Linked DNA regions of Homo sapiens: region 1 is linked to region 2. A link is a loop called in an ENCODE intact Hi-C map of the cell type or tissue named here. Cell type or tissue: HCT116. All regions are shown on one strand. Each heading gives the region's core, and the rest is flanking DNA. Links, peaks and the distances in the headings are about the cores only.

Region 1 (10,358 bases), core at 3,839-7,838, 93 kb before region 2:
CCCACCTTAGGAGGTGTCCCAGGTGTCCCCAAGCCTTCGTTTTGGTGCTTGGCCCCTGAACGCTCCTATCAGAGGGTTTACCAGCTCAGGCAGCAGCTGTGGGTTTCCCGCATCCAGGGCTGGGCCCCCCAAGGGCTCTCGGCAAGTGTTCATTCCCCAAGGAGCCACCAGGAGTGTGTGTCCTCTGCCTCTGTGAGGGGGGACCCAGGTGTCATCTTTGTTCCTGGCGGTGCTGGCAAAGATCAGGGCTTCCTACCAAGGCCCCCAGCCGGGCACCATAGGACTTTGGAGGAGGCAGGGTCCCAGCCGCATGGCCCTTCTGAGACCATATGGTTCTGTCTGAAGATTCTGAGTCCCTCTGAGGACCCCAAGATTCAGGTCATGGCTGGACATTCTCCAGTTCCCTCCCGGGGTAGCTCCCTGAGCACCGGAAAGAGGATGGGGTGGGGGGCGCCAGCCCAGAGTCTTCTCTTGAGGACTGACTGCACCCCTGCCCCAGGAACAGGATTCTGGGGCCTTGAGGCCCGCGGTTCACGCCGAGAGCCCCTTGGGGACCTCGGGGCAGGCGTGTGGGGCCTCCTGGGCCGGTGCTGCTCTGGCTCTGTCCCGAGGCTGAGCTGGGCGAGTGCTCGCTGAGCTGTAAGTGGGCAGGAAGGGCCGGGACTTGGACCCACCCACCTGTCTCAGCCGCTCAAGCGCTTCTGGGATCAAGGGTCCTGAGATAGCTGCCCTGGCCGATGCCCAGTGGGAATGCCTGTGACGGGGCTGGTAGGAGGCTTTCTAATCCTCTGAGGGTGGCGCCTGAGTCACCCAGCAGGAGCGGGCCCTGCCCTGCCCTCCACAGCCGCTGTGCCGTTGGGTGTGCATGGGTCTTGGTACGTGGACACCCCTGCCTCTCGTCCCGAAGTGGAGAGGGCCGGATTCTCCCCACAACCCCTCCTGTGCCAGAACTCGGACGCATACCTGGGTGGCTCTTGGGACCCATGGCTCTGGATGCCTGGCCCAGAGGAGCGGGGCCAGTTGAGAAATTATTCTTGGTGCTGGGGGTGGCATTGAGTCTCTAGGGGTCCAAAACTCTAACCACACTGACTTGGGTGGGGCTTAGCCTGCCGGGGTCCCCAGCGCCAGGCCCCATTTCTGCTAAGGTCCAGAGCCCTCTGTCGCTGGCCACCCTAAGCCCTGGTGGATGCGGTGGAGAGGACGGACTTTCTGGGGCCATCAGCTGTGGCTGAGGGCTGGGTATCTCCTAGCACCCCCACCCCCTCCATTATCTGTGAGTCTTGGAGGAAGTGGAGGCGGAGGGCAGGGGTCCTCAGCTCCGCTTTGTTGATGGGGTCCCCAGAGGTCAGGGACTTTCCTGAAACCCCTTTGAGTGTTGGGGTCTGGAGTCCAAACCCCGGGCTCTTCCCCTCAATGACCCCTCGAGCCCCGCCAGGAGCCTCACCTCCGATTTTGGGGGACTGTTCCTGGTATAGAGTGGATTGGGAGCAGGAGTCCCCAAGAACCTGGGGCCCTTCAGCTTTTGTAGACACCAGCCTCGGCCTCTCTGGAGCCATATGTGGAGGCCCATGCACACCGGGTGGGGTCTCCGGAGGCCGAGGTAAAAGCCCCACAAGAATTCTGCTGACTCTCACACACTGCCCTCTGCCTCCCCCAGGCCTCGTCCCACTGGCCACGCACAGGCAGCTGGGTCTGGGTGTGATGGGCAAGTGCACGTGTCCATTGGGGATGTCTGGGGAATGAGGCAAACAGACCCCCAACCCCCGCAGCCCTCGGTGCAGCCCCTCAGCCCCAGGGCAGAACACGGTCTTTCTCGGCCAGCGGGGGATGGTGATGGGCCTCAGGGCCGTTCCTGCTTTGCTCCTGTCATATTCTAGTTATTTTATTACAACTATGGCTTTCTGGATCCCAAACCATGTACACATGAGGATCTCAATCCTGAAGATAACATAAAAACTGCGCCGGGCACAGGGGCTCACGCCTGGAATCCCAGCACTTTGGGGGGCTGAGGCAGGAGGATTGCTTGAGCCCAGGAGTTCGAGACCAGCCTGGGCAACACGGCGAAACCCTGTCTCTACAAAAAATACAAAATATTAACTGGGCGTGGTGCGCACGCCTGTAGTCCCAGCTACTGGGGAGGCTGGGGTGGGAGGATCACCTGAGCCCAGGAGGTTGAGGCTGCAGTGAGCCGAGATTGCGTTACTGCACTCCAGCCTGGGTGACGGAGCAAGACTCTATATCAGAAATCAAAACAAAAAACTGTAACAACTTTGGCTGGATTTTCTAATTTTTAAAAAATTAATAGACTTTATATTTTTGACCAGTTTTAGGTTTACAGAAAAATCGAGTGTATGGAAAGCCTCCGTGTGCCCTTCCCCCACTATTGGCGTCTCATGTTGGTGCGGTACATTTGTGACAATTGATGAGTTAATACTGATACCCATCATTATTAACTAGAGGTCATACTTCACTCTTAACACTGCACATTCAGTGGTGTTTATTTTTTTTTGTTTTTTTTTTTTTGAGACGGAGTCTCACTCTGTCGCCCAGGCTGGAGTGCAGTGGTGCCATCTCGGCTCACTACAAGCTCCGCCTCCCAGGTACACGCCATTCTCCTGCCTCAGCCTCCTGAGTAGCTGGGACTACAGGCGCCTACCACCGTGCCCAGTTAATTTTTTGTATTTTTAGTAGAGACAGGGTTTCACCGTGTTAACCAGGATGGTCTCGATCTCCTGACCTCGTGATCCGCCCACCTCGGCCTCCCAAAGTGCTGGGATGACAGGTGTGAGCCACCGCGCCCGGCCCATTCGGTGGGTTTGGACAACTCTGTAAAGTCCTGTATCCACCGTCACTACTGCATCATACAGGATATTTCCGCAGCCCTAAACATCCTGTGTTCCTATTCAGCCCTTTCTTCCCTCCCCACAAACTCCTGGAAACCTCGGATCTTTTCCATAGCTTTGCCTTTTCTAGAATGTGGTATGTTTGGAATCACACAGCATGGAGCATTTTTGGATTGACTCCTTCCCACTGGCAATAGCGTTTGAGGTTTCTCTGTGACTTCTTGCGGCTCGACGGCTCATTTCTTTTCAGCACCGAATATGACTCGGGTTTATCCAGTTACCACCCGAAGCACTTCTGCTGTATACATCCACTTGTGGGAATTTGTGTGGACGTAAGTTTTAAATTCCTTTGGGTAAATACCAAGGAGCACGATTGCTGGACCGTGTGGTAAGAGCACGTTTAGTTTTGTAAGAAACCGCCAGACTGTCTTCCAGCAGCCGCGCCATGTTGCCTTCCCAGCAGCCACGGCTGAGGGTCCTGTTTCTTCACATCCTCGCCAGCGTTCGGTGCTGTCCGTGTTCTGGGTTTTGGCCGCTCTAGTAGGTGTGTGGTGGCATCTCTTGGTTGTTGTTAATTTGCGTTTCCCTGGTGATGTAGGACGTGGAGCAGCTTCTTATATGCTGGTTTGTCATCTGTAGATCTTAGGAGAGGTGTCTGTTCAGGTCTTTTGCCACCCCCACTTTTTTTTTTTTTTTTTTTTACAGAGTCTCGCTCTGTTGCCCAGGCTGAAGGGCAGTGGCACCATCTCGGCTCACGGCAATCTCCACCTCCCGGGTTCTTCAGGCTCCTGAGTAGCTGGGATTACAGGTGCGTGCCACCACGCCCAGCTAATTTTTTTGTATTTTTAATAGAGACAAGGTTTTACCATGTTGGTCAAGATGGTCTTGCTCTCTTGACCTCGTGATCCGTCTGCCTTGGCTTCCCAAAGTGCTGGGATTACAGGCGTGAGCCCCCATGCCCGGCCTTTTGCCCATTTTTAATAGGGTTGTTAGTTTTCTTTTTCTTTTTTGGAGACAAGAGTCTCCCTCTATCTCCCAGGCTGGAGTGCAGTGACATGATCTCAGCTCACGGCAACCTCTGCCTCCCGGGTTCAAGGGATTCTCCCACCACAGCCTCCTGAGTAGCTGGGACTACAGGCATGTGCCACAATGCCCAGACAATTGTTGTATTTTTGGTAGAGACAGGGTTTCACCATGTTGGCCAGGCTGGTCTCAAACTCCTGATCTCAAGTGATCCACTGGCCTTGGCCTTCCAAATTGCTGAGATTACAGGTGTAAGCCACCGCGCCCAGCTGGTTGTTTATTTTCTTATTGTTGAGTTTTAAGAGCTCTTTGCATATTCTGTGGCTGGCTTTTATTCTTTTCATAGTGTCTTTTGCAGAGTAGAATTTGTTAATTTTAATGAAGTTCAGCTATCAATTCTTTCATAGATTTTTCTTTGCTGGTTTATCTGAAAAGTGACCCCCAGAACTCAAGTTCTCTAGTTGGAATTTTTAATTAAAAAAACAACAACCTTGAGCTTTACATAAAGTTTTAATTGGTTAACACAAAAAATATTAACATACTCTTGGATCTAAAATAATTCTAATAGGTAGACATTTTGCCACCCAGTGGGTAGAGGATGGTCCCCCCAGGCTGACTGACTCTGATTTGGTTCAGGTCAGCCCTACCATGAATCTCCATCTGCTCAGCATCTACCTTGAAAGTCCAAGTGAGTAAGGGAGACGGTGACTTCTGTGGTTTCCCTGGAGATTCCCAGGGCTATCAGCGTGGCTGGGGGAGCCCCTGACTCCAGCTCGGGTGTGTGGCCTCGGTCTTAATCGGGGCTCTGGACGACGACGCACGGGGAGATAAGAGCCTGGTCCAGCCAGGCTGGCACCATGGACTATTGTGACCTCCTGTCTGGACAGCCGTCCAGTGATTGGGACAGGTGGTCTGGGTTTTCTAGCAATGCCCCCACACCGTCTATGCCCCCTGCCTCCTGCAGCCCTGGGTCTCCCGCAGCCCCGGATCTCACGCAGCCCCGCCTGGGGCCACCACCATGACTCGCTGAAATGTCACCAGGGTAAAAAAGGTCAGAGCTGCCTGGGCCACATGAATGAGAGTCCTGTGAGCAGCTCAGCGGCCTCCCCACCAGTTGTGGAAGAGTGCCCTCTGCCCCTTCTCTGTCTCTCTGTGTCTCTGTCTCTCTCTCACTGCTGAGTCCCAGAAGGCCTCCCCGAGGTCCACCCACCCAGACCCTCCTGGAACCCCATTTCACTCCCTCCCCATGCTCTCTAATGGCTGGCTGCCTTCACTTTTCTAGCCAGTCCTTGTGGGAGGGGTTGGGGGCAGACCTGGGCAGATGTGGACTCAGGCCCTCTAGGTTCCATCTGCCCCCGGCCCTCCCCAGAGCCCTCCTGGGAGTGTGAGTGCAGGCGTCCAGCGGAGACGCTGACACCCTCTGGAGTCCCAGCTCTGCCATGCTGGGCACTGCCACTTCTCTGAAACCGGCTTCCTCATCTGAGAAGTGGGCTGGTAAGAGTCCGCACGATGGAGAGGGTTGCACTGGACAGAGCTCTCCGTGTCAGCCCGGCTGCAGGAAGCCCCCCATGTCTGTGCCCGGAGCCCCTGGGTGCCTGGAACTTGGGGAATGAACTCAAACAGAGACCCCGCCTGCTCACTGCTGTTTGCCCAGCTGCTTCTCTGGCAGGCATGGCGGGGAATGGGGTCATTTCTGAATATTCTTTAGAATTCCAGCCTCTATTTTCACGAGCCGATCGGCTGTTCGGCCTCACACCATTGGCGAGCGAGGATCCAGCCCGTTCTGATCTCCGCCCTTGTGGGCGAGTGACAAGGTGATGTCCCTGGGGGTGAGTCAGAGGAACTAGGGGCCTCAGAGGGGCGGGGACCAGGCAGGGCCACCTCCCCACCGCAGCTCCACCCTCCCTTTGATGCTCCCTACCCGCCACCCGTCTGGAACATATGAGCGGCATGCTTAACAGAATTGTACAGTCTCTCTTTAAAATTTTTTTACAGTAAATGGAGAAAAACATTTGCATTATTTCAAGAAACTAAGTGACTGAAGTTTGTTGTTGGCTCCTGTGGACTTTCATTGATTTTCAACAATGGGACCAAGATTCTCAATAAAAAAATATAAGCCCAACAAGGAGGCCTCTCATTTTCAGTAGATTATTTTGTTATCTTTTAGATGGGGTGCGCTATTGAAGAATATTTTGGAGATTTAAAAAAAGCAGTTTAAAAAATTAATATCTGCCCACTGTAAACAGTAGGAGAGTTGGGGCGCTCCTACTCCCACCCCCCGCCTGCCTCAGCCCCCCTCAGGTGGCCCTTACCTGCCCCATCTGGGTGGGAACAAGCCCCCCGGGCTTCAGCATCTGCTCAGGCTCACCCTTGTCAGCTGCAGATTCTCTGTGTTGGGGGAGGGTCCCAGGAGCTCCCCCCTCCCCCAGGCTGCTGTAAGTCTCCGGAGGCTTCTGTTGGGGGCAGGGAGGGGCATCCGCTTCGTGGCCTCACAGCAAAGAGAAGAGATGTTTTTTCTTTAAGAAGCAGAAGGGTGAGTGGCTGCAGACGGCTCTCCCCCAGCTTTGTTTAGATTTATCTTCTTTATAAGCTGCGCTGGGCTGGACTCTCTGCTAAACCGCCAAGGGGATGTGTGAGCCAATTACACACTGAACTGGGCAGGAAATGTTGAGGAAAAATGAAGTTTCCATCTGGCAACTTCCAACCCAAACTTCGCCTGGACGCGAGGGAAATCCCCGTGAGCCGCAAGATGCTCTTTGCTCAACGTCTTCACGGCACCTTCCCACGGGAGACGCGACGCAGGAATGGAGCGGGGACGAGTGGGCCTCGGCCGGTAGCTGGCTCCCTGCGGCCTCCTACCCCGGCTGGGGTGGCCCTTTGCCTTCTTTGTGGAGAAGGGACGCCAGGGTCTTGAGACTGTTAAATAAAGCACAATCTCCGGGAAGCAGAGAGGTCGAGCATCCCCTAACCCCAGCTAGCACCCGGCAGTGACCAGCCAGCCCCGAGCCAGCCCTTTAGAGCCCCTAAACCCACAGCAAGGCTGCCTGTGGCGGAGGAGCTGGGCCCTGGACCCTGGTGCTTGCAGGCCATGGCGGGGGGAGTGGGGGGGGCTCTCTCGCACGTTTCCTTACTTGTCCCAGGGGCCAGATCCTCCCGGCTCGGGGGATGTCATGCAAGGCAGTGAGGACCCAGCGGGTCCCTGCTCAGGTGGAGATAAAGAGGAAGGCGATGGAGAAGGGGGCATCCATGGGCCCTGCACCCTGTCACCTGGGTGCCATCCGAGAGCCACTGCTAGGTCCCTGTGGCAGCGTCCTGTGCCACCCCTGACGCAGATGAGGGACAGGGACGGCCCACCAGCAGTGAGAAAGAGACACACCCATTGTGGAAGCTCGGATGGCCGTTCTGACGGGAAAGTCACCTGGGGTTCCCCCAGTGTTTCTACTACTGTTTGGGAGTGGACGGTGGTCGTTGTGGGTGGCTGATTAGTGCTTGTGTCTCTTCAGCTCCAACGCGAGTGGTTGACTTCCCGGGCTTGTCAGTCTCTGGTGGCTGCTGTGGCAAACGGACCCAAACTTAGTGGCTCGAAGCCACCTGGCTTTACTGTCTTACAGTTTTGGAGAGGTCTGCATGGGTCTCCCTGGGTCAAAATCAAGGTGTGGGCCAGGCTGCTTCCCTCTGGAGACTTCAGGGGAGGCTCGCTCCCTCCTCCCCTGCCTCTGGAAGTGCCTGCGTCCCTTGGCTCGTGGCCCCGCCTCCATCTTGAAGGCCAGCTGTGCAGCATGGCCCATGCTCCCTGCTCCATTGCACGCCTCCTACCTTCCCTGACCGCTTGAGCCCCTTGCGATGATCTGCACTGGGCCCACCCAGGGTCACCTCCCATCCCATGTCCTTCATCCCATCTGCAATGTAAGGTGACATGGCCACCTGTTCGTTCTGCAGATTAGAATGAAGACATCTTTGGAGCCATTATTCTTCCTTCCACTCAGGGAAGAACTTTCAGTGGGTAGCAGTGCCTTGGCTACCATGATGGGACGGCCGGGTGGCTGTCATTTCTTGGGACCCCCGCCCTAACACACCCCTGGCGACATGCTGAGCCTCACTGCATCTTTGCAAACCTTGGCAAGTCTCCTGTTGTGCCTCTGGGGAAGCCTCTCAGTGGAAGGGCCATGTCCCTTTTGGATGTCATCTCACCACATCACTGCTTCTGCTACAGGTCTCTCCTCTGCTGGTTCCTGACAGGAAGGAGGTGCTGCCAGCGCTGACCCCACAGGGAGGGTCTGCGGAGAGGTAGCCGGGATGATGGGGTGGCTCTGGGGACCTGGGGAGCCAGGCCTGGCTGCGTGATGCTGCATTTCTGCTCGCTCAGCCTCCCCTGCCCAGCCACTGTGGAGCAGGTGTTGGTGGGGTGGGCAGTGGCTGCAGCCTGGCTCCCTTTAATGTCTACCCCAAGCGGGCCATTCGGCCTGTCCCTCCTCCGTGCTCCTTTCCCAAGCTTCAGGGTGGGGGGCATCGGACCCAAGTTCCTCTCCTTGGGGCAACCCTTGTCACTGTAGAGGTGGCTCCCTGGGGCCACTTTGAGTGGAGGGACGGCCCCCAACAACCCTGCTTTAGCCGCTGGTACTGATGATGAAGGTGGGCCAGGCCCCGAGGCTCCTTTCCACTTTTGCTTAGGTGAAGCCAAGCTGGGGAGGCTCTGAGCGCCGGGCCACCAGGGGTTTCTCTTCAGCCCCCTCCTCTGCTGCAGGGAAGTCCCTACAGCGACTCTTCCTGGAATCTGGCCCCAGTGGCTGGACGATGGGGAGAAGGAGGAGTGGGGGCGGGGTGCGCCAGCAGGCACAGGCTGCAGGCTTAGGAAGGTGGTACAGGAGGAGACCTCTTCTGCAACCATTTTAGATTTACAGAAAATTTGCGATAATACAGAGAGTTACTGTGTACGTCTGGTGAGCTTTAAAAAAATTAAGAGACTATTTTTTATAATAGCAGTTTTAGTTTTACAGAAAAATGTTGTAGAAGTACAGAGTTCCCTTATGCCCCCTGCCCAGCATGTGCACGGCCCCCCCGCCCCCGCCCCCTACGGTCCACATCCCACCACAGGTGCAGTGGCTGCAGCAGGTGACCGGGCATCAACATGTCAACATGTCCTTATCACCCGGAGTCCGCCCTTTACCACACGGCTCGCTCTTGGCGCTGGGTGTTCTGTGGGTCTGACTTGTTTATAACGGCACAGATTTCCCCCTCCCGCTGCGTCCCATGGAGCAGCTCCACTGCCCTCTGCCCTCACACCCTCTGGGCTCCTCCTGTTCACCCCTCCTCGCCCTAACCCTGGCAGCCACTGGTCTTTCTGCTGTCTCCGTGGTTTCGTCTTTTCAAGAGTGTCATACCCAGTAAGGCTTCATTTCATATCATTGATAGGTTTTTGGAAACTGGGACTTTAAGCAAAATGACGTATAACAAAATGAATTTGACCACAGGCTAATTAACATGAACAAGAGTTAAGTTCCTATGGCATATTTCTGGTCACAAAAACATCACCAAACTTCTAAATAAAGTCCAAAGCCCTTCTAATATTAAACATGGAAACAAATGTGAACTGTGCGTTTTTAATCAAGAATTTAAGAAGGATTATTAAAAACAAGTAAGATAACTATTTCCCCACTTATTCCAGTTCAGGGTGACTAGAGCTCATGCCCCCATCTCGGGGCACCAGGCGGGAACCCACCTGGACACAGCGCACGCCGCTATGGGAGTTGCCGTCCTGGAGTGGGCACTCACACTCCGTCCTGGGGCAGGCACTCCGACGGGAACAGCTTCGACACGCCAGCTCCCCTACGTGCACATCTTTGGGGCACGGAAGGAAACTGGAGCATCCACAGAAAACCCACGCGGACCTGGGGCGATGCACAGGCTCCCCGGACAGTGGCCCTGGGTGGGAGCAGATTTGCTTTTCTCAACATTATGATGAAACAACGTTAAAGAAAATAACATTGGCCGGGTGCGGTGGCTCACGCCTGTAATCCCAGCACTTTGGGAGGCCGAGGCAGGCAGATCACGAGGTCAGGAAATCAAGACCATCCTGGCTAACACGGTGAAACACCATCTCTACTAAAAATACAAAAAATTAGCCGAGCGTGATGGCTGGTGCCTGTAGTCCCAGCTACTCGGGAGGCTGAGACAGGAGAATGGCGTGAACCCGGGAGGCGGAGCTTGCAGTGAGCCGAGATCGCGCCACTGAACTACAGCCTGGGCGACACAGCGAGACTCCGTTTCAAAAACAAAAAAAAAAGGAAATAACATTATTCAAGGACCTGCTATCATTCATTGAAACCATGCGTCATGCAGCCTCTTTAGACTGGCTTCTTTCACTTAACAATATGCCTTCAAAGTTCCTTCAGATCTTTTCAGACCTTGATACACGTTTCCCTTTATTCTTGATCAGATTCATCATATTCAAATATCATAGTTGGTTACGATTATTTTACTTTTAAAGACTGG
Region 2 (10,358 bases), core at 3,169-7,168:
CTGGCGAGATCAACAGTTCAGGTGGGAAAATGGGCAGGTTGAGCGGCCGTCCAACTAAGAGGCCCTGGAAGGACCACCGCCTCCCTGAAGGAGCTCAGGAGGGAGAACGAACTCCCGAATTCCCAGCCCGAGTCGCAGAGCACAGGCGGAGGGGCCTGCAGATGCCCTCCTTCCAGCTCCCGCCCCACCAGGCTGGCAGCTGCCCGCAGACCAGCCAGACAGCGTCATTACAGTAATCCACCGCGGCAATGCTACACATAAAAAGATTGCTTTCCCGGAAAACTGCTGACACGCGGGTCTGGGAGGGAGCACGCCTGAGAGAGAGGAGAGATGGGCCTCCTGGATCCATACGATGCATGATGGCTCCAGCTTTAATCAATTTTCAACCCTTGAAACTAAAATAGTCGTGATTGATGAAATTCCACAAGTCAGATCTTCTCTCTATTGCCCGTGTGCTGTGAGCAGTGAAGAGGTACGCTCCCCTCAACAGCACCTCCAGGCACAGGGGGCCTTGGGCAGCCTCGTCGGAGATCCTCCCTGGGACACCCACCCTACCCCAGGCCCCTCGCGTGCTGACGTCCAAACGCAACATGAGCAGACACAAGCACGGGGTGTCTCCCAAAGGAATCATCACACCTGCACCCCCCATATCTAGGGGACACTCTCTCTGTGCTTTTTAAATTTTTTAATTAAAAATCTTTGATACATAATAGATGTACACATTTTCAGGGTACGTGTGATAATTTAATCCAGTCATGTAATTTGTAAAGGTTAAATCAGTGTAATTGGGATATCCATCAGCTTAAATATTTGTCCAATTTAGAATGATTCTCTCCTAGTTATTTTGAAATAGACAATAGCTGATTGTAATTATAGTCACCCTAGTGATCTGTCAAACATTGGGTCCTCTCTCTTCTATCGAACTGGGTGTTTGCCCTCGTGAATCAGCCTCTCTTCATCTCCCCTTCCCCTCCCCTTCCCAGCCTCTGGTAAGCATCAGTCTTCTCTCTGCCTCAGCAAGACCCGCTTTTTTTCACTCCCATGTGTGAGTAAGAGGGTGCGATATTTGTCCTTGTGTGCCTGGCTTATTTCACTTAACATAATGGCCTCCAGTTCCATCTGTGTTGCTGCAAATGACAGGATTTTATTCTTTTTTTGTGGCTGAGTAATATTCCCTGGGTATCACTTTTGCTTGTCCAGCAGATCCTCAGCAAGATCAGGAGTCTGTACTCCGGGGTCAGCAGTGGTTGAAACTGGCCCCAGGCCTCAGGAAGTCATGTCCCAGTGGACGGAGAGGTGACTGATAGAGGAAAAACAGTCCTCCCCACGGACAGGAGACTCACAAGTTTGTATGAGGGGAGTTCCTTGGAAATATACAGGAAATATCCACTTCTATCCATTTTCAAACCATATAATTATATTCCATCTGTGATCTCTACTCACTCGACCAATTATTGAAATGAGCTATTTGAAGTGGAGATGAGAAGTCTTATGTCACCACGTACCTAAATCTACTGACAGTTTAATAACTGGAATGAATATAGATCATTTTATGGCCCTGAAATGAGTGAGGCCTTTCCAAGCATCACAAAGGAAAAGATTGATATATTTGACTACATGAAAATTAAAAGCATCTGTATAGTTAGAGATACCATAAACCAAAATTAAAAGCAAATGGCAAACTAAGAGAACATATTTTCAATAGACATTACAGACAAAGAGTTAATTGTGTTCTCATAAAGCAATATAGTTTTTAAAAGACAAGCCCACCCCTAGAAAAATGGGCAAAAGACGTGAACAGGCATATTTGCCAATTACACTCTAACCAATAAGCTTATGACAAATGCCTGACTTCTCTTGAATCAAAGAAATGCAATGAAAGCATCCGTGATATTCAATTTATCTTCTGTCAAACTAGCAAATACCATTTTAAATTGTAAAACCAATTCTGGCCTAAGAATTGGGAAAATACCTGCTAGCAGAAATAAATGGGCACATCTTCTTGGGGATGGGGGTGGGGGCAATGGTGCATTCTGGAACAATGTACCCAATCCCAATAAAACTCATTAAAATGTGTCCTAAGAGGATGAGTCTCTGCACAAAAATTTGCATGGAAGAACAGTCATTACATATAATACGAAAAGCTGGAAACGGTCTCAAAAGTTAAATAAATCATGGTAGAAAGGCACGCAGCCACTGAAAGTGTTGTAGAATATTCATTGACATGTTATTCACTGACATGGAATGGTGTCCAGGCTAGGCTGACACGTAGAATAAAAGAGAGTTGCACAAATGGTGAACATCACGTGTGTACTATTCTGTAAGAAAGAAGGTGAAGAATTAAAGAAGTAGGTGATGAAGGGCATGCGAGTCCTGGTTCTCCCCAAAAACACTCTCTGGGGAACTGAGGGACCATGTGAACTTTCTTGCTGTCAATCAGAAGAGATTACTAGAGAAGCGGGTCAGTTTCTTATCTAACATGCTGACTCACCACCTTCCATCCCCACTGATTTTGTCCCGTGGATCGCTCTCCACAGTAATTTCGAAGCATCCTGTGGGAGGGGTATCCTGGGACTCACAAGCAAGTGCAGAGCCCGGGGAAGGCTGCACGCTCTGCCAGTGGCCACCAGACCCAGTGAGCCCTGGGTGCAGCGGAGGAGGCAGAAGCAGCAGGGTGGCAGGGGCAGCTGCCATCACCATTTTTTTTTTCAGCTAAAACTGATTTGTTAAAAAGGTCGTGCGAGTGACGGAGAGGTGCAGGAGCGTGGCCGGCCTCGCTCAGCCACCTTTCAGACGTGGAGGAAGACTGTGTGCAGCAGTTGCTGGCGTCTGCCTGCGTTTGAGTGCGAGCTCTACGCTCACTGGCGATGGGACCCGGGCAGCCACGGCTCCTCATTGTTTTATCCTAATCTCGAATGTGGGACATGGTAGTGTCTGGTGTGAGGTTCATACGAGTTATCATAGGGTCACCGCTCACGAAGGAAGCGTCCGATAAATGCGCGTGGCCATTGTTAACCTTGTTATTGTTACTGCATACAACCAAGCAGACACGGCCTCTTTCCAAGAGCATTTGGCTTGGATGGAGATTATGAACATCCAGCTGAGGCACGTGCACGCCCTGCACCACCGAGTCCATCAGAAGCACATACGTCGTTCCCAAAATGTGTGTGCTAGAGAGTTGACAGCGCCCGGTCATAATTATCTCAAGCTGAAAGCAGCCCAGACGCCTGCCAACCATTTCGTGTGAGTAAATACACTGTGGGATCTGCCATGCACTATGGCCCCGTGAAGGAGCAGCCTCAGCTGTGCTCAACAACCTGGATGCATCTCGCAACCTAACGTCTCGTGAGACAGCCTGGCACGCACGACGCGAACTGAGTGACTCTGCCCAGCGGAAGCACAGAACAGGCCAAACTGGCAAACGGCGTGGCACGTCCTCAAAAATCAAAAGTAGAATCACCTTGGGATTCAGCAGTGCCGCTTCTGGAAACCGGGTATGTGGCCGAAGACCTGAAAGCTGGCTCTGCACTTGTACACCTGTGTTCCCAGTAGCCTTAGTCACAGTAGCCCAAAGGTAGAAGCCACCAAGCGCCCCTCGGTGGATGAACAAAATGTGGTCTATTCACACAACGGAATATTACTCAGCCTTAAAAAAGAAGGGACTGCTAACACCGGCTACGAACTGCACGGCCCCGGAGGACACTGTGCTGAGTGAAATAAGCAGACACAGAAAGACAGGTCCTGCGTGCCTCCACTCGTACGAGGTTCCTAGAGTGGCCACACGCGTAGAGACAGAAAGTAGAGTGGGGGTAGGAGTGGCAGGGAGTTGCTGTTTCATGGGGACAGAGCCTCCGTTTGGGATGATGAAAGTTCAGATGGTGGGTGGTGGTAGCGGTTGCATGTACGTGTTTCTGTGTGTTGTTGTCCATGTACATGTTTTGGTGTGTCGTTGTCTGTGTACATGTTGTTTCTGTGTGTTGTTGTCTGTGTACATGTTTCTGCATGTTGTTGTCTGTGTACATGTTGTTTCTGTGTGTTGTTGTCTGTGTACATGTTCCTGCATGTTGTTGTCTGTGTAGGCCATGAATCTGCATCACGCCAGTGTGTTTATAATGTTCATGCTGCACATGTCTGTCAAATGAGCCAACGTGGTGCGTGTTTTATGATCTTTCACTCGATCACATGTTGAGCACTGTGCGGGCTCAGGTCGCTGTCACATCATGGGGGCTGCAGAGTAGAGACCGACCAGCCGACCCGGCACGTTGCCTGGGGCTGGGCTTGGATCTCTTGGGGATCGTGGTGGGTAAGAGTGAGGAGGGGTCCCCATTCTGAAAGGCATGAACAATGCTTTCATTTGCCCCTTACCCCCAAGATTCCAGTTGGTCAGGGAGTCCCCCTTCTCCTGCCCTCCTGGGTTAGGGGTCCTGGCCTTTGGTGGGTAGGGGGCAAAGTGATGAGTAGAATCTAAACATGCTGTCATGGTTTCAAATGGTGGTAAGGCTGTTCATTCACCTGGGTAACCAGTGCCCCCATCTTTCAGGGTCTGTGGGATTAGAAGCAACTTTTATTCCAGCCTCTTGACTTATTCTTATTTTCTAAACTTCTATAATGAACTTGTGTTGGTTTTTTAAAAGGAAAGAAAATGTATTTCCGGCCAGGCGCGGTGGTGGCTGAAGCCTGTAATCCCAGCACTTTGGGAGGCTGAGGCAGGCAGATCACCCGAGGTCAGGAGTTTGAGACCAGCTTGGCCAACATGGCAAAACTCTGTCTCTACTAAAAATACAAAAATTAGCAGGGCGTGGTGGCACACGTCTGTAATCCCCATGCATTTGGTGGCGATGTGAGGCCCAGTTGGACTTCCTGCATGCAGAACTGATTAGAGGCACCTGGGCCTCCCCTACCCGTGTGCTGGGGGCCTCCTCTGACCTCTGCACCTGGAGCTTGCAGGTAGATGCTGAAGTTGAGCTTCCCTGCACCTTAGTGTTCTGGGATCCCAAATCTATCCACCCCGCTGCTCCACCCTGCTCAGGGTGCCCATCAAGGGCCGTGGGGACTATAGCTCATCAGAGACCTTCCTGTTCCTCCTCAGAGATGCTGGTTTCCGAGGAGTCCCAGGAGGGCTCCCAGCAGGGGCCGACGGACATCCACACAGCAGCAGATTCCAGCTGGGGTCGCTGGGTGCCTGGGCTCAGCAGGGGCGAGGCTGCCCTCTCATGGCCAGGAGAGGCACTGCCTGGGAGGCCAGTGGGAAGGCCCCGGGGACTTCACAGGTCCACACCCGCAGGGAGAGGAGTGGACCCCACGCAGGGATTGGGCTGTTGGGGCCTCTGTGCCTCCCGGAACCCCACGCATTTGGTGGTGACGTGAGGCCCAATTGGACTTCCTGCATGCAGAACTGATTAGAGTTACGAGAAAGACTTTTTAAAAAAAGACCCTGAGATGTCAGCTTTGGCAGCTGTACCTACCGGTGGAAGAACAGGCTCCTTCCCTCAAGCATGACTGAAAACCGTTTAAAAAGAAGTGCTCTGATTCAATGGTTCCCAGTTACACCGAGTTATGGAGACATCGTCCCTGGAGCGGGGCCCGCAAGAGTCTTTCCCTCCCATGGGGCAACGCAGTGGCTGCGGATCCCAGCCAGCCCCGAGGGACACAAGTGTGGCCGTGGTCAGCTGCGGCTTTGCTAGAGGCCCTCCCTGCTCTCATGAGACCCCGAGGGTGTTGGCTTTCTGCCCCCAAGACTGACAAATGGCCAGGTGGGCCTGCAGGTGACCTCCTTCCCTCATGGGCAGCAGGAACCAGGTGGGCCCCCACAGTGCCTGGGGCAGCTTATGCAGCAGTTACAGAGATCTGGATCTGGGTGAGTGTTTCCTTTTATTCCTTCTTATATTTTCAAAAATATAATATGTCTATGCATAGAAAAATGCCCGCAGCATATGCAGAAGTCACCAGCACATACTGGGATGATCCCAGGAGGCAGTGGTCAGTGAGGTCAGTGGGGTCCCCTGCCCCAAGGCCACCTAGGGGCCCAGCCTTGCCTGGGGCCAAGACATCACTGAGCAATGAAGATGTGAGCCTGGGGCACCTGTGACTCTGCGTGTCACTCCAGAGCCCAGCTGAGGCGCTGGAAGGGGCTCCAGGAAAAGCCAATTTGGGCACCCGGAGGGGTGACACCCACAGTGGCCCAGGTCTTCTGCTTTCTTGAAATCCACGAGATTTTGATGAAATAAAAGCCATTGGCGCCTCCTTGGGGTCTCACAGTCTCACGTGACAACCGGGAGAGAAGCCGGAGGTGGGTGGGTCAGGCCATTCCGGGCACACAGCGGGACAGCAGACCCTGAGGACACTTGTCCCCGCCTGGGAGTTCTCCACCCTCCTGTTCTCGGATGTGACTCAGCAATGCCAGGGCTCTGCAGCTCCGGGAAGGCCCCGAATCGGCCTGCCAGGCCCACTGTGAGACACGAGGAGGAAGGGGTGGCGGCTCCTCAGCCGACACTACCCCAGGCAGGCTTCCTGTTTGTGCCCCACTAGGACCTGTCTCCTGCACGGCCAGCCCTGAGAGCCCCACAGGGTTCGTCTGTTTCTCCCCCAGAGACCAGGAGGCTGGAGGGATCCGTGGGCCCATTTTACAGATGGCATAGGGCAGAGACTCGAGGCCAGGCCTAGGTCTGGCCTCACACCTGACCCCCACCTGCCCCCAGCCAAAGGTCACAACCCCAACCCCCTCCACATCCGTAGGTCATGCCTTGGAAAACTGCCCCACCCATGCAGAAGATGGGAGATTTTGTCTAAGAAAAGAATGATGGCTTTGCAAATATTTCCACTCTGGTTCCCCATGACAGTTCACTGTGAAACCCCGGTGACCCCACATGACCTGCCGTTTCCTGTACAAGGGGGTCCCAGGTCTGAGTAATTTTGAGATCACGAGGTCCCAGGATGTGGCATTTGACACGGGCAGCTAAGGCCAGGAGCAGCCAGCAACCCCAGAGCCCAGCCCCTCCCCGGGGCTCTGAGGGGAGGAATTCTCTCCCCCGGGTAAATGCACCCAGGTGGAGGTGTCAGGTCAGCCACACAGACCGACCTTCCCGCCCAACGCTCCTGACTCACCAGGGCTGGAGGACCACCAGGGACCTCCCTGAAGGCTCCATCCTGTGTGGGCTGACTGTGGGGCCAGAGAAAGAGGAAGCTTCCAGGCTGGGCCCCACTACCCAAGAACCTAAAGCAGCCCCCGGTTCTGCACGGGGAGCAGCGTCTCCTCTTGCCCCCTGGCTGGTGAGCAGAGCTTCCTTCCACAAAGCGGGGGGTCAGTGGAGACAGCCCACTCTATCCCCAAAATGCTGGGCCAGTCGGGGGATGGGCCACTCTGTCTCTGAAATGCCAGACCAGATTGTTCATCTGCAGGGTTTCTTCGGCGCGAGATGAGAGGCCTCTGGTCCCATCCTAGGAACCACGGCCCAGACTGTCCCTGCCTCAGAAGAGTGACATGGACACCCACACACAGTCCCCCCAAACAGAGACACACACGCCGACAAACCTGTGCACGCTCATGCCCACTCACACGCCACACCCCCTCCCCTGCTGGGCACCAGATAATGGAGCTGCGGAGCTGTGTGGCTGCAAGCCGCCCTTTCCGAGCTTCTGCTAGGTGGTGTGTTCAAACCTGCAGGCTTCGAAGAGTTCTGAGCATCTAGAAGAGCAGAGTCCAGTAAAAATGTAGCAAAGCCACGCATGTAAGTTTACCTGTGCTGGCAGCCATACTGACAAAAGGGAAAATAAACAAATGAGATTAATTTTAATACTTTTTTATTTATTTATTTATTTTTTGATACGGAGTTTCGCTCTTGTTGCCCCAGCTGCAGTGTAATGGCACAATCTCGGTTCACTGCAAACTTTAGCTCCCAGGTTCAAGCTATTCTCCTGCCTCAGCCTCCCAAGTAGCTGGGATTACAGGTATGCGCCACCACGCCCAGCTAATTTTGTATTTTTAGTAGAGACAGGGTTTCTCCATGCTGGTCAGGCTGGTCTCGAATTCCCAACCTCAGGTGATCCGCCCGCCTCGGCCTCCCAAAGTGCTGGGATTACAGGCATGAGCCACGGCACCCAGCCAATACTATTTTTATTTAAATCCAATAGAGCCATAATATTATCACTTGGATAATCAATACAAAGAATTATTATTTTGAGGGATGGAGTCTCGCTCTGTCACCCACGCTGGGGCACAGTGGCGCAATCTCGGCTCACTGCAACCTCTGCCTCCCGGGTTCAAGTGATTCTCCTGCCTCAGCCTCCCGAGTAGCTGGGATTGCAGGCGTGTGCCACCCCATGCCCAGCTAATTTTTGTATTTTTAGTAGAGATGGGGTTTCGCCATGTTGGCCAGGCTGGTTTCGAACTCCTGACCTCAGGTGATCCACCTGCCTTGGCCTCCCAGAGTGCTGGAATCACAGGCATGACCCACCATGCCTGGCCTAAAGAATTATTAAAGAGTGATTTTACTCTCCCTTTTTTCTACTAAGTCTTTAAAATCTAGTGTTTGTTTTACACTTATAGACCATCTCAATCAGACACTAAATTTTTATCAGAAATCCTTGATTGTATTTAGATTTAATAAAATGTAGAGTAAAAAAGTATATTGTCACCCAAATTGTTTCAAACAAACTTGAAAGTTTTTAATAATGGAAATGGGTATTGGTTTTAAATTTTTAAGACAATACAATAAAACCCTCTGTGCCAAATCCCCCACAGAGTCATGGCATTGGGGTTTCGAAGGCCTCATTGCTGGCCCCCACCTGCAGGCATCCCTTCTGGGTTGACAGCCACGAGATGAGTGTTATCAGTGTCTGTGGGAGAAGCAGGGGCTCTGAGGTTGGGCGAGCGAAGGATCAGGTGGGCACTGCACACCGAGGGCACAAGAGCCTGGGAAGCCCCACCATGAGGGGCGGACTTGACTGAGCCCAGGCGTCCAGGCCCTTGTGGGCACAGAGTCTCCTCCCCAGGAGGCTGTTAGCACTCGGGGGGCGGGGGGCTCTGCTCGCCCTAGACCCCTCTTCTGGACAGATGGCAGCACCATGCCCCTCCCAAGCCCCATACCCCTGTGCAAGCCCTGCCTGCTGCCCGGAGGACCCATGCAAAAGCCGTCACCGCCCACGTCCAGGCCTGGGGGTGGGGGGAAGAGCACTCAAGTGCAAGAGGCAGACCCTGTGCCCCCACCCCTCCGGTGCCTCCCTCACCCCTCCTGTGCCTCCCCTACCCTCCCGTGCCTCCCCCACCCCTCCCGTGCCTCCCCCTCCACTCCTCCCATGCCTCCCCCCACCCCTCCCGTGCCTCCCCCTCCACCCCTCCCGTGCCTCCCCCACCCCTCCCGTGCCTCCCCCTCCACCCCTCCCGTGCCTCCCCCTCCACCCCTCCCGTGCCTCCCCCTCCACCCCTCCCGTGCCTCCGCTGCCCTGGGGTCGCAGCCTGGCAGGTCCTGCGCACCCCGATCCCCGCCGGCCAGCCTGGCATCACCCACACGGTCCGCCTCCCCACCCCGATGCCCTCCTACTACCCCCTGGCATTTTTCTGTGTGTGTCCAGCTCCTTCCTGCCACGGGGCCCTTGCTCGGCCGCTCACCATGCCCCGCCCTCCCTCGACTGGGCAGGACCTGCTAATCCTCAGATCCCGGCTCAGAGTCATGTTCCCAGGAAGCCCCTGGCCCTGCCGAGGTCAGAGCCTGTGACAGCCAAATGCTCCCAAACACACACCATGCTGGCTTGCGACCACGCCTGTGTGGCTGTGCCTCCGTGGCTGTCTCACCCGTGGTATCTGTGGCGTCGGGAAGGACCCTGTCTGGCTGCACCGCGTCCCAGTGCTAGGATGAAGTCAAAGCCCAAGAAACCAGATGAAAGAATGAATCCACAGACAGAAAACTGTGACAAAAGCTTTGAGTGCCCTGCTCCCGAGCACGGCTGAGACGCGGAGCTCACCCCAGCCTGGAGAACTCAGGGCAGCCGTGACCCAGGGGCAGGAAGAGGAGCCGGTCTGGCTCTGGGCAGGTCTGGGCTCCTTGGCACACGTGCCCCAACCCTGGCACTCCTCGGGGATGAGGGGGGCTGTCCTGCCTGGGTGCCACTTCAGTCTATGGGGAAAGGGTGGATTGCAGGCCAACAGACACTGCATTGACAAGGAGCTCATGGGAGCAGTCCCGGCAGCCAGGCTGGCCTCTGGGGAAAGGACCTGGGGCCAGGACCCTGAGAGTGGGGAGGACAGCTGGGGCTGAGGCGGAGGGAAAGCTTTGGGAAGCAGAGACCATGGGGGCAAAAGCCAGCATCAGGGGAGACCACGCACGGGAGGAGGTCCTCCGAGCAGGAATGCCCTCCAGGCA

Evidence for each region. Peaks named below come from ENCODE experiments on the same cell type or tissue, not always from the same donor. Only the 100,000 strongest peaks of a DNase experiment are listed, where the experiment ranks them.
Region 1: it touches region 2 in a loop (3-fold over the local background); 13 of 110 quality-filtered maps call a loop at or near these places.

What each region holds. Positions count from the first base shown.
Region 1 is chr20:62,518,314-62,528,671 of GRCh38, forward strand. No RefSeq gene overlaps it. Among named protein-coding and RNA genes, the nearest start is that of MIR1-1HG, 27 kb to the right of the region's middle. In HCT116, for the core only: no CTCF peak of the experiment used is centred there; a DNase peak (open chromatin) is centred at 5,738; H3K4me3 peaks cover 607 bases.
Region 2 is chr20:62,611,819-62,622,176 of GRCh38, forward strand. No RefSeq gene overlaps it. Among named protein-coding and RNA genes, the nearest start is that of LINC02970, 14 kb to the left of the region's middle. RefSeq lists enhancers at 4,987-5,136, 6,804-6,853. In HCT116, for the core only: a CTCF peak has its summit at 5,213 (motif pointing left); a DNase peak (open chromatin) is centred at 5,203.